2 separate regions of the Homo sapiens genome follow, and region 2 is linked to region 1. Evidence: read pairs that join two places in POLR2A ChIA-PET (ENCODE). Cell type or tissue: GM12878. All regions are shown on one strand. Each heading gives the region's core, and the rest is flanking DNA. Links, peaks and the distances in the headings are about the cores only.

The links. ChIA-PET counts read pairs that join two places held together with the same protein. Peaks named below come from ENCODE experiments on the same cell type or tissue, not always from the same donor. Only the 100,000 strongest peaks of a DNase experiment are listed, where the experiment ranks them.
Region 2: POLR2A ChIA-PET joins it to region 1 with 8 read pairs; 2 of 35 experiments call an interaction of 5 or more read pairs at or near these places.

What each region holds. Positions count from the first base shown.
Region 1 is chr2:54,975,208-54,980,594 of GRCh38, reverse strand. The region is part of intron 5 of RTN4 (reticulon 4); the gene reads left to right. Among named protein-coding and RNA genes, the nearest start is that of RTN4, 73 kb to the left of the region's middle. In GM12878, for the core only: no CTCF peak of the experiment used is centred there; a DNase peak (open chromatin) is centred at 3,254; H3K4me3 peaks cover 1,289 bases; H3K27ac peaks cover 2,881 bases.
Region 2 is chr2:54,876,358-54,881,744 of GRCh38, reverse strand. EML6 (EMAP like 6) reads right to left here. Exons shown (of 42, transcript NM_001039753.4): 17 at 2,105-2,198. Among named protein-coding and RNA genes, the nearest start is that of EML6-AS1, 130 kb to the right of the region's middle. In GM12878, for the core only: no CTCF peak of the experiment used is centred there; no DNase peak of the experiment used is centred there.

The sequences.
Region 1 (5,387 bases), core at 216-5,215:
CACCAAAAGTCATCCTCGATGTTTGCACAGTATAGCAGTGAAGGCAGCTATATGTCTACAATTTAACATTTTTCTTGAGAGAAATGTCATTCTTGAATAAATCTATTTTTAAAATTGATCTGGGAATGATTCATTATGCTCTAGTTTTCTGAGTTTGAGTATAAAGTTTCCACTTGTCTTTAATCAAAAGAAAACTTATTTATTCTTTCAGAGAAAATTTTCATCCATACACAGTCCATTGTGTAGATACGGGGCAAGAGGAGAGAGAAAATGTTAGAAAGGGGCTGATGAGATCTTAAGAAACATTTTAAATCTCTGTTTTGCACACGTATTTGAGAATCGAATATGAGGACTTTTTAAAAAAAGTTTTGAGAAATAATTTCTTTGTTAAATCTTATATTTTAATTTCTTTTGAAAACTACATTTTTTTGTAAAAGCAATTATGTTATTCATGAGGAAGCTAGCATAAATGAGAGAAATCGAACTTGATAAGTTCTTGCATTGAGTGACTGCTAATTTGAAAGTAACAGAAAGTAACACATGATGAGACAGATTTCCTTTCTGGAACACTTGTTGTTTCTTAGTATTGAAAAAAAGGACTTTCATTAAAATTATAATTTATCCTTAAGGATTAGCAATCCTTTTAAAAAGAGAAGAGAAGAAAAACGTACTTGATTGGTTTCCCTGAGTTGTGTTTTTGGCAAGCCCAGAGCTCAAGGAAACCTGCTTGGTGACTTCCCCAGCTGGCAATTCATTTAGGACTGCAAATAAGTAACAGTTGCCTCATCATGTTAGCACTTAAAGTGAACCTGGCATTTAGATCTCAAAATCTAGAGGCAAATGAATAAGGCAGGGAATCTGTCCTTTTCTCCCCATGAAAGGTAAAGCCCTTGGTAATTCAGGTGCACACTCTGATAATGTACATGAAAGGTCTTCCTTGATAAACGATAAACCTTGTGATTTTGCCACACAAGAATTTAGCTAAACCCTTTCCTAATGTCATTGTATATGAGTAGTACAGATTCCATGTGTTTGTTTCCATTGAATATACAGAAATACTGAATACTTCCTTAAAACAGCTTTTATTGAAAAAAGGAAGCTGATAAAAATCACTTTGCTTTTTTATAAAAACGCTTGATAGGATTACCTTTCTAGAGAGACTTCTGTGTATGGCCACACTTATCCACCACAGTTTTTGTTTATATAGAGAGCATTTTAAAAAGAAGAAGGTTTTCCTGGCCATGCACAGTAGCTCACGCCTGTAATCCCAGCACTTTGGGAGGCCAAGGCGGAAGGATTGCTTGAGGCCAGGAGTTTGAGACCAGCCTAGGCAACATTGTGAGACTGTTTCTATAAAAAAAAAAAAACTGAAAAATCAGCCAGCCATGGTCGCCCATGCCTGTAGTCCCAGCTACTTGGGAGGCTGAGGCAAGAGGATTCTTGAGCCCAGGAGGTGGAGGATGCAGTGAGCCATAATCATACCACTGCATTCCAGCCACGGCAACAGAGTGAGACCCTGTCTGTTTAAAAAAAAAAAAAAAATTATTAAAATCTTAATCTTAAGTTCCTTAATAGTGGACTGTATTACTTTTTGCCTTTTAGCCACAAAAACTGGTAGGGAAAGTTATATTCTGTCACCCTAAAGCAAGCAAAAAATGTTTTTCCAATTCCCATTCTTTTTTTACTTTTTCAACATAAGGAAAAATGTATTTACCTTGTTTAAACGGATTTATTTTAATGCCTTACAGTCAGATTTTAAATTTATGGGAAGTTTGCTAATAGCTCCAGTCTCTCCAGTTGAGATGAATGTTTTTTCTTATTTAAATAACAATGAGTTTTTTAAAATTTATAGGAAGTAGCTTTTTATTGGAATTACATTGATTTTATATGATTCATAGCTAGGAAAATGGAAACCATCTTAATTTCAGGAAAATGTAGTAGAAATTACTCTCATTTCTAAATTTTTGTCATTTAGAAAAGACATTTTTATCAAGCTCTGTGTTTACAAAATAATAGTTTTTAAACAACAATTTGAAAGAAGTATCTCTATAACTCATTGTCTTCATAAATGCAAAATCTGTTGTGTGCCCTCAAATTTATATCTACATTTTTAGATTCTGGGTCACAATTATCACTAGCTCTTTTTTTTTTTTTTTTTTTTTTGGAGATAGAGTCTCGCTGTGTCACCCAGGCTGGAGGGCGGTGGTGCGATCTTAGGCTCACTGCAACCTTTGCCTTCCAGGTTCAAGTGATTCTCCTGCTTCAGCCTCCCAAGTAGCTGGGACTACAGGTGTCCGCCACCACGCCCAGCTAATTTTTGTATTTTTAGAAGAGATGGGGTTTTGCCAAGTTGGCCAGACTGGTCTCGAACTCCTGACCTCAGGTGATCTGCCTGCCTTGGCCTCCCAGAGTGCTGGGATTACAGGTGTGAGCCACCATGCCCAGCCTACAATTATGACTATTTCCATGTGAAACCATCTTCCTCAGAAATTGAAATTTTAGAGCCGCTCTTGCTAGCATGTGAAACCTTTTCCTTGCTTATTGCCTTTTGGCGGGGGCAGTGAAGGAGGAGCCTGGCCTTTCAAAATGTGATCAAAAAAATAACCAAACTCCAGGGCTCATTAGTCCTTTTATAAACACCGGTGTGAAATGATGGGTATCCGTGTGCCTGGTCCAAGTTTCCTGGTGGTTGACTTGGGCGAATAAAAATAAGACATGTTCTGCAGAGTTCTCCTTTTAAATTCTTGTGTAATATTCCGTTTGTTTTGCTCCTTTGCAATTAACTACAAACTTCTAAGTCCTAGAAAAGATTTCAAGTATTTATAGAGTGAGCAACGATCATTTTCCTAGTCAAATAGTATGGCAAAAATCACTGTTTTAAAAAGTTGTGGCATTAAACTATAAATCCTCCCTCCCCTCGCTTCCCACCCGCAATTATGAAAGAAAAGCATATGACAATGCCTACTGGGCTCAGCTTTTGGGCTAATTGAGTCTGACTGAGCCTTCTTAGCAGGTTCCTGTCTTTTGAAACCTCAAATCCCAAAAAGCTGTCTAATAATTTTACTTTTTTAGGGACTAAGACCAGGTATTTTCAGCAGAGGTTCTTACTTTTCTGTAATTGAGGCGCAACTATAATGTTCCAGAACACAATCTTAAATCTGAAAGTGAGAGGAAGAAAAAAAAAAAAACGGCCTGAGCTCCAGAAATAGCTGACCCAGAAGAACACTAAAATCTAGCTCTCAGGCTCATAGGCAGCTGTTAACATTCACATTTTGACAGCTTCCTTTCAGGTTTCTTGAGCTCTCAGAAAAATTAGAAGGAAGTGGGCTGGGGATATAGAGAGAGTCCAAACTACCAACTAATGAATGAATCTGAAGGAGACACAGAAGGGCAAGTAGAGTTTAGAGTTTGAGAGTGCAGGAAAGTTTTGAAATGGTCAGAACTGCCAGAGTAATTTCTGAGATCTTACTAAGCACTCTCCCACCGTTTGCCTTAAAGATACCCCTTCCCCCAAATTGAAACATCACAAATCTGCAGAGCTCTTTAATCAGGTGTGTTATACACAGTGAATTTAATTCTCTTATTGCCCTGGAAGAAAGATAAACCAGATGTGGCCCTTGCCCCTTTTCAGTAAGTATTTGTTAGATCTTCATTACATTTTAGGCCTCCTTCCTCCAGTCTCGATACTGTGCAATGGAGAGATAAGCTTTGACCTCTTCAGTTAATAAGTATTGGCTATAATGTTGCAAAGTATTTGCCATGGAATCGTGTAGAATTTGTTAAGTCCAAAATGAGAGCAGCCTGTTTGCTTCTTTAAAGTGTTTATTGACCTTATTCCTGCCATGTTACAAATCCATCATTTGTGGTGGATTCCCATTAATAATGGTTACTCTCTAGGTTAGTTCTTGCTGCCACCCCTTTCTCTCCTGGTGGTGTGTTCCCTGAATACACTTAACCACTATTTCTGTTTTGGGCCGCCGAAGTATTCAGTTTTCTCAACATAGCTGCAACATTTAAAAATTATATGATAGCACACAAAAGTGTACATTTCTGGCAACACTGGCCTGGAATATTTGCATGGCCACAGCGTATGGAGCAGGGTTGTAAGTGCCCCTTTGAGAGGAAGAATGCATATCACTGTGTGCCTCAGTTCTCTCCCAGCCTCTCACATACATGTATGTCACCTGCCTGGCCCTAAGGACATTTGAGACCTCCCTGTGTTCTTCTCTTTGTCTTGGGATAGCCTGGCTTTTAGGAAGTGTTCTCAAAGAGGCAAGTGACATTTGAGCCCCTACAGTGGCTCAGGTGTGAAGTCTTGGGCTTTTCCCCTGTGGACTTGGAGTGAAGCCTTGTCAGTGACTGTAATGACCAAATGAGGAGTTATTTTAGCTTGTGTTTGTTACTATCTTCTGTCATGTTAAGGGCATCTTCGTTGCTAGAGTAATTTCTTCTAAAATATGGAAGGTCAACACTTTTCCCTTTAGACTTGTGGATAGTGATGGATAAAAATAACTCTCTTACTCTATAGTAAACTTGCTCAAGTGCAAAAGTTATATTTAGCTTCAGCAATAGGAGTCTATAAAACTGTGAGAGAAAAGCCTTACTAACTGAAGTCATCCTTCAAACCTTTCTACCAGGGGTTCCAATAGCAATTGCTAAGAATACGGCAGCTTAAAAAAATTTTTTTTCAATTGACAGATATTAAGAATGCCTGATATTTACTGACTTGAACATTAGTTAAATTCAGTTAGGGTGACCAGAGTGTTGCTATTTGTAGAACTGTTGCTTGGTAGAGTCATCCAAAGTGTCTTCCTAAGCTGTAATAAATATGCTTACTAATGTTTGACTGCTTAATTAATGGTCAGTAAGCATTCAGTCAGAGTTCGTTTAATACATGGAGAAAGATATATGCTTTAGATCAAGGGTTAGCAAACCACTGCTTGTTTGGGCCACGGCCTGTTTTTGTATAGTGTGGGAGCTAAGAGTGGGTGGTGTACATTTTTAAAGGGTTATGACAACGACACAGAATAATATGAGACACAAACCCTATGTGGCCCATAAAACCTAAAATTCTACTGTCTGGCTCTTCACAGAGAAAGTTTGCTGATCCCCGCTTTAGATAATGGGGGTGCTCTACTACTCCCCTTTTCATTTATAGTGTTACATAAGCCTAAATAATCACTGTAGCTGGTGGCATCATGTTTGTTACCTACTAAGTAGGTCAAAGTGATTGCCAGACATACACATGAAGGCCTTGAATTAGAAAGCAAAGGAACTGATGATGACCAATGTTTAACAAAATTCAGACTGACTTTGTGCCTGATCCTTCAAAGGCTAGAGGTGATATTTTTGGTACCTGAAACGTAATTTCCCTGATAAGTACTCTT
Region 2 (5,387 bases), core at 243-5,242, 99 kb after region 1:
AGATGACCCTGGAAGCAAGGTATCATTCCGTTAAGGATTACTTCGTTGTCGCTTCTATCATGCCCCTGTTTAAATTTTTTTTTTTTTTTTTTTTTTGGGACGGAGTCTCACTCTGTCACCCAGGCTGGAGTGCAGTGGCTAAATTGTGGCTCACTGCAACCTCTGCCTCCCAGGTTCAAGCGATTTTCCTGCCTCCTGAGTAGCTAGGATTACAGGCGCCCGCCACCACGCCTGGCTAATTTTTATATTTTTAGTAAAGACGGGGTTTCACCATGTTGGCCAGGCTGGTCTCGAACTCCTGACCTTAGGAGATCCGCCCACCTCAGCCTCACAAAGTGCTGGGATTACAGACGTGAGCCACCATGCCCGGCCTCCTGTTTTTAAAAGTTTCTATCTACTTAAGCACTCTAAGGCCATACATATAAGCTTTATTTATTTGTCTAAATTTCTTATGTATTTATGTAAATATGTATCATTGTTAATATTATGCAAATAGATATTTAAGTAACTTTTATTTACTTTTTACTGTAAAATCTACTGTTCTTCCAAAGAACTTTAATCCTTGATATTCCTGCTTGGAAACAGCACTGGCTAATGTCAATCCAAAATGTTCTCCTGGGCAATTCTGCAGGTATCCTGTTTTGGGAATGTGTCATAAGGCTTGGGAGCAATTCCAAATATGAATTGTGTTATTAACATAATGGTGTTAAGTCAACTTTGTGTTAAATAGAGGCAGTAACACTATCCAACAAGTATATAAAATATATACTATTTTAATATTAAGAAATATTTCTTTCTTCCATTTCTATTAATGTTTCGGGCATAAAACTGGTGAGCCACCCATAGCTGCAGAGGGTTTTCTAGCAGGAAAATTGCATTTCTGTTGCTTTTGAAATCCAGAAATGTGCTTTCCCTGAAATTATCTGTAAAGGCAGATGGTATATTATCAGAAATATTAAACTTAAATTCTGTATTTTAGTCTGGGGGGAACAGAGTTCTGATGAGAAGCTGAATCTGAGTACTACTAGAAGGGAGTGGAATGACAGTGAGGAATACTAGAAACAAAGACCAGAAGAAAAACCACTTGGGCAGGCAGATTTATGAGCTGTCATTTGTTGCCAAGAATTCAATCTCAACAGCAGTCATCAGAAAAGCTTCCCTTTTTCTCCGAAGATGGTCAGTTGGAGTCCTCATGCCTCCATCTGCTGCTCCTCCAGGTCTCTAGCAATTTATAAATCTTCATTCATTAAATCCCCACAAAACTTTTTTCCTATTTAATATTGTAGAGGAAAATATTACTTTAAAAAGTGAATATTGGGGTTCAAGGCTATTAACTTCAAAATGATTTTATATCGCAAGACAGAAAGGACATCATTAATGCAGAGAAGAACGAGCAGGGAGGTACACTGACAACACGCCTCGGCAACAAATTGTATTGCTGGGCCTTGGCTGCCAACTATTTTGACCCCTGATCAGGGTTGGGCAAACAGCTGAGCTCAATGTAAGTAGGAGTGGAAAGTCGTGTTCAGACTTAGTGCTGATTCAGCAGGCAGGAAGGCTGGGGTAAGGGAGGACAGGTGGTCTATAAACAGCAGTCGGTCTCAAAAAATCTATTTATAAGACGGAAGATTAGGGAAACAATTTGCCTGCTTTGAAAGCAAGTGGCAGATGCACACGGTGGGGCCTCCTTTCCAGCATGCTGCAGCCTCATGACAAACGGTGCTTCTGATTCTGGTGACATTGACAATCCTTCACCAGATGCTAGGACAGAAGAAAAACAAGGGGCAAGGCACCAGCCTGAGAAAAGCTGCTTTTCTATTGCTGAAGTGCTTTGATACAGATTACACAGACCACTCAAAATGAAGCGGTGAATGACTCTCTGCAGAGGATTTCGGAATTTTCTGATTCACCGCAACAAACATGACCTGCTCTAAGTCAGGTTTGGCACCATGAAATACTGCAGTATTTTTTCACTTAGGTGCTAAGCCTTCTACGTCAATTTCACCTGAGTTTGAAGATGAAATCTTACCAGAAAATGAAAACTATTGACCTTTACTGAACCGTGGTATCAGCAGGATACCGTAAGATCCCGGCAGCTTCTTACCTTGTTGTGGCTATCTTTTCTCCCTTTTTCCAGTCCCAAAATACAATACTGTGAAAATCGTCTAAACCAACCGACACCAGACATTTTCCATCGGCTGTATGAAAACAACACAAATGTCAAAATTTCTTCCATGAAAAAACAAAACATTTCATACACTGTAAAGAGGAATAAGTAACTGATCTTAAGAACTGATAAATATTTGAGGTGATGGATGTGATAGCTGCCCTGACTTGATTATACAATGTATACATGTACTGAAACATCACACTATACTCTATAAACATGTACAATTATATTTTAATACATAAGGGGTATCATATACTAAATGGACCTCGCTGAATGAAATGCATGACTAGAGATAGCCGAGCTTCCTAATGCATAACGGGCTGCCGAAGTAAACTGCCGACCTGACATTCTGAGACACAGAGCTAGAGGGAGACTCTCAGGTAAGCTACAAAAACTATGTCTATTTTGTGACAAACAAATCTCATGACATTTAACTTGAGGTACCACTTGGCTTTGTGATCCTGAGACCATTTTCAGCTCTAAAAACTGGGTTCAGTTAATTCTCCAAATTAGGAACATTATAGAAACTAAATTTAACTTAAAAAATTCTTTCAAAAGATGATTTTACAATTTAAAAATTTTATGTTCCCTATTTCAAATGTAGTGTACTTGTTATAGGAAATTTAGAAAATATGGATACAGAAAATTTTTAAATCTTCCCAATTTCTAGGCTAACATTTGATATATATCCTACCAATCTTTACACAAATGTGCTTAGAAAAAACAATACCAGAATAATAATGAACAGGTTATCTTATCTTTCTTCATCTATTATATCATGAACATTTTCCTTTAGTATTAAATATTACTTATAATTGTTTAGAAAAGTGGCAAGAATAGATTACTGTAAATCCCTATGTATAACTGCTTATTGTCTAGTTTTCACATCGCTTGTCTGCTTTACATTTCCAGGACAATTTATTTCTCTAAGAGAATAATAATTATCCATGATTACTATAATTTGGACATTTAGGTTATTTTCCCAAAAATTGTTTTAAAAATATACTGAATGCACAATTAAATTTCAAATAAAAACACTTAATTTGCTTTTTCCCTTCAAGACAAAAGAAGAGGTATAGTCAAAAAGCCTTTCCTTTGCTGCCTTCCTGCAAGGCTAGATTCAACACAGAACCATCTCTGGGTCAGCAGTCTCCCTTCCACTAGCTGTGCGGTTGCTAGGAGACGAGTGATCAAGCTCATCCTGCATCAGTATATCAGGGCTCTTCTCTGACTACCAAGGGCCAGCCATGAGGGTAAATAAAGCAACACAGGTCTGTGATAAATTGCCTCTTCCAGTTCTGCCAGTCCACTCGGAGGTCCCAACCGGTATTTTCAAAGGCAGACCTGCAGTATACCCCAAATTAGGGTTGCCAGATAAAATATAGAAAACCTTGTTAAACTGGCATTTCAGGTAAGCAGTAACTAATTTCTTAGTACAAGTATGTCCCATGCAATATTTATATGTATATTACATATTTATCCTTATTTTGCATGGAATACACTTATGACAAAAATTATTTACCTGAAACTCAAATTTAATTGAGCTTCCTAAAATTTTGTTGGCTTAATCTGGCAACCCCATCTCAATTGCTAACCAATGCCCATGCTTTGAGGGCCCTTGCTTATGCAAGAGACCCTCCTCCAACCAACTGGAAATGGTAGTCTCCTCCTTTTCTGGATGAAGGAGAGTCAGAGAAAGAAAAAGTCTGGTTTAACAAACCAAATCCTCTCCAACCCTCCATCACTACGAAGTATGAGGCAAGGATTTGAAAGTTACCTGACCCTTTCAAGCTACTAGGCTGTAGTATTAGATGAAGACGTTAACACTTTCCTTAAGGGCTAAATCATCACCAGGTGATTATTATAAACTACGTCTTTCAAAAACAACTAATGATATCCCCTTATGCTTAAATGTTACCAGGCTTTAAATTGGGCAAGGTCCCTCTTTAGCATTTAGGAGAAGGAATTGGTAATGACTTCCTATTCATTACCAACATTACTTTTTCCACATCTCTTGATATGGTCTGGTTGTTTCTATGTTGGCATGCCTCTGCACTTGATTTTATTTTTATTGGTGTTTTCTCTCTCCTTTTTTAATATCATAAGCTTTTTTTTAAGACTTTTAATAATCTTATCACATTTCCTTTGTAAGTATCACACTAATCAAGTTTTCAATGAATGTTGATGATACTGGTGACACTGATGATGAGGAAGAAGATAAAGACAGAATATGCCTGTGGATGGTATAAATTGAAATAGAATGTACTACGTTATATAGCTATAAAGATTTTGGCCAGGTGCAGTGGCCCACATCTGTAATCCCAACACTTTGGGAGGCTGAGGCAGGTGAATCCCTTGAGCCCAGGAGTTGGTGATCAGCCTGGGCAACATGAGGAAACCCACTCTCTACAAAAATACAAAAAAATTAGCTAAGCATGGTAGTGTGCATCTGTAGTCCCAGATACTTGGGAGGCTGAGTTGGGAGGATCGATTGAGCTCAGGAGGTCCAGGCTGCAGTGAGCCATGATCATGCCACTGCACTCCAGCCTGGGTGACACAGTGAGACCTTGTCTCAAAAAAAAAAAAAAATTTTTTTTTGGATGATGAGTCAAGAGTGAGTACAAAGCTACAGTTAGGAAGAGTAAGTTCTGGTGTTATATTACATATTAAGGTGACTATAGCTAATAATGTAGTGTATATTTCAAAATAGCTAGAAAAGAAGATCTTGAATGTTATCACCACAAAGAAATGATAAATGTTTGAGGTGATGGATGTGATAGCTACTCTGATTTGATCCTTACACAATATATACATGTACTGAAATGTCACATTCTACCCTGTAAACATTTGCAATTATGTGTTAATTATAAACAGATTTTTAAAGAAATTGTCCATTTCAAAAACACTGTACAAATATTCAATGTCTTGTTGCATTCATTGACTATATTTCATGTTTTCTTTTGAAATCTGTGTAGTTATGTTCTTCTTGGAATGCAAGCACAAATACATTTAAAATAATAAAGTTTTATGTCATCTGAAGAAGGCCTAAGGATAAGCTGATTTTGCCGGGGTAAGAGGTGAGCTTTTATTTTAGGAGAATTTCTGCAAGGCCCTGTCAGCTTATCCTCACTGTTATACCACCTTTCTAAACCAAAAAAAGGTATTCTGATTGTGGGTAGCAATGGAAGCAGCAGTGCAAACCCAGAGGTGCCTCAAC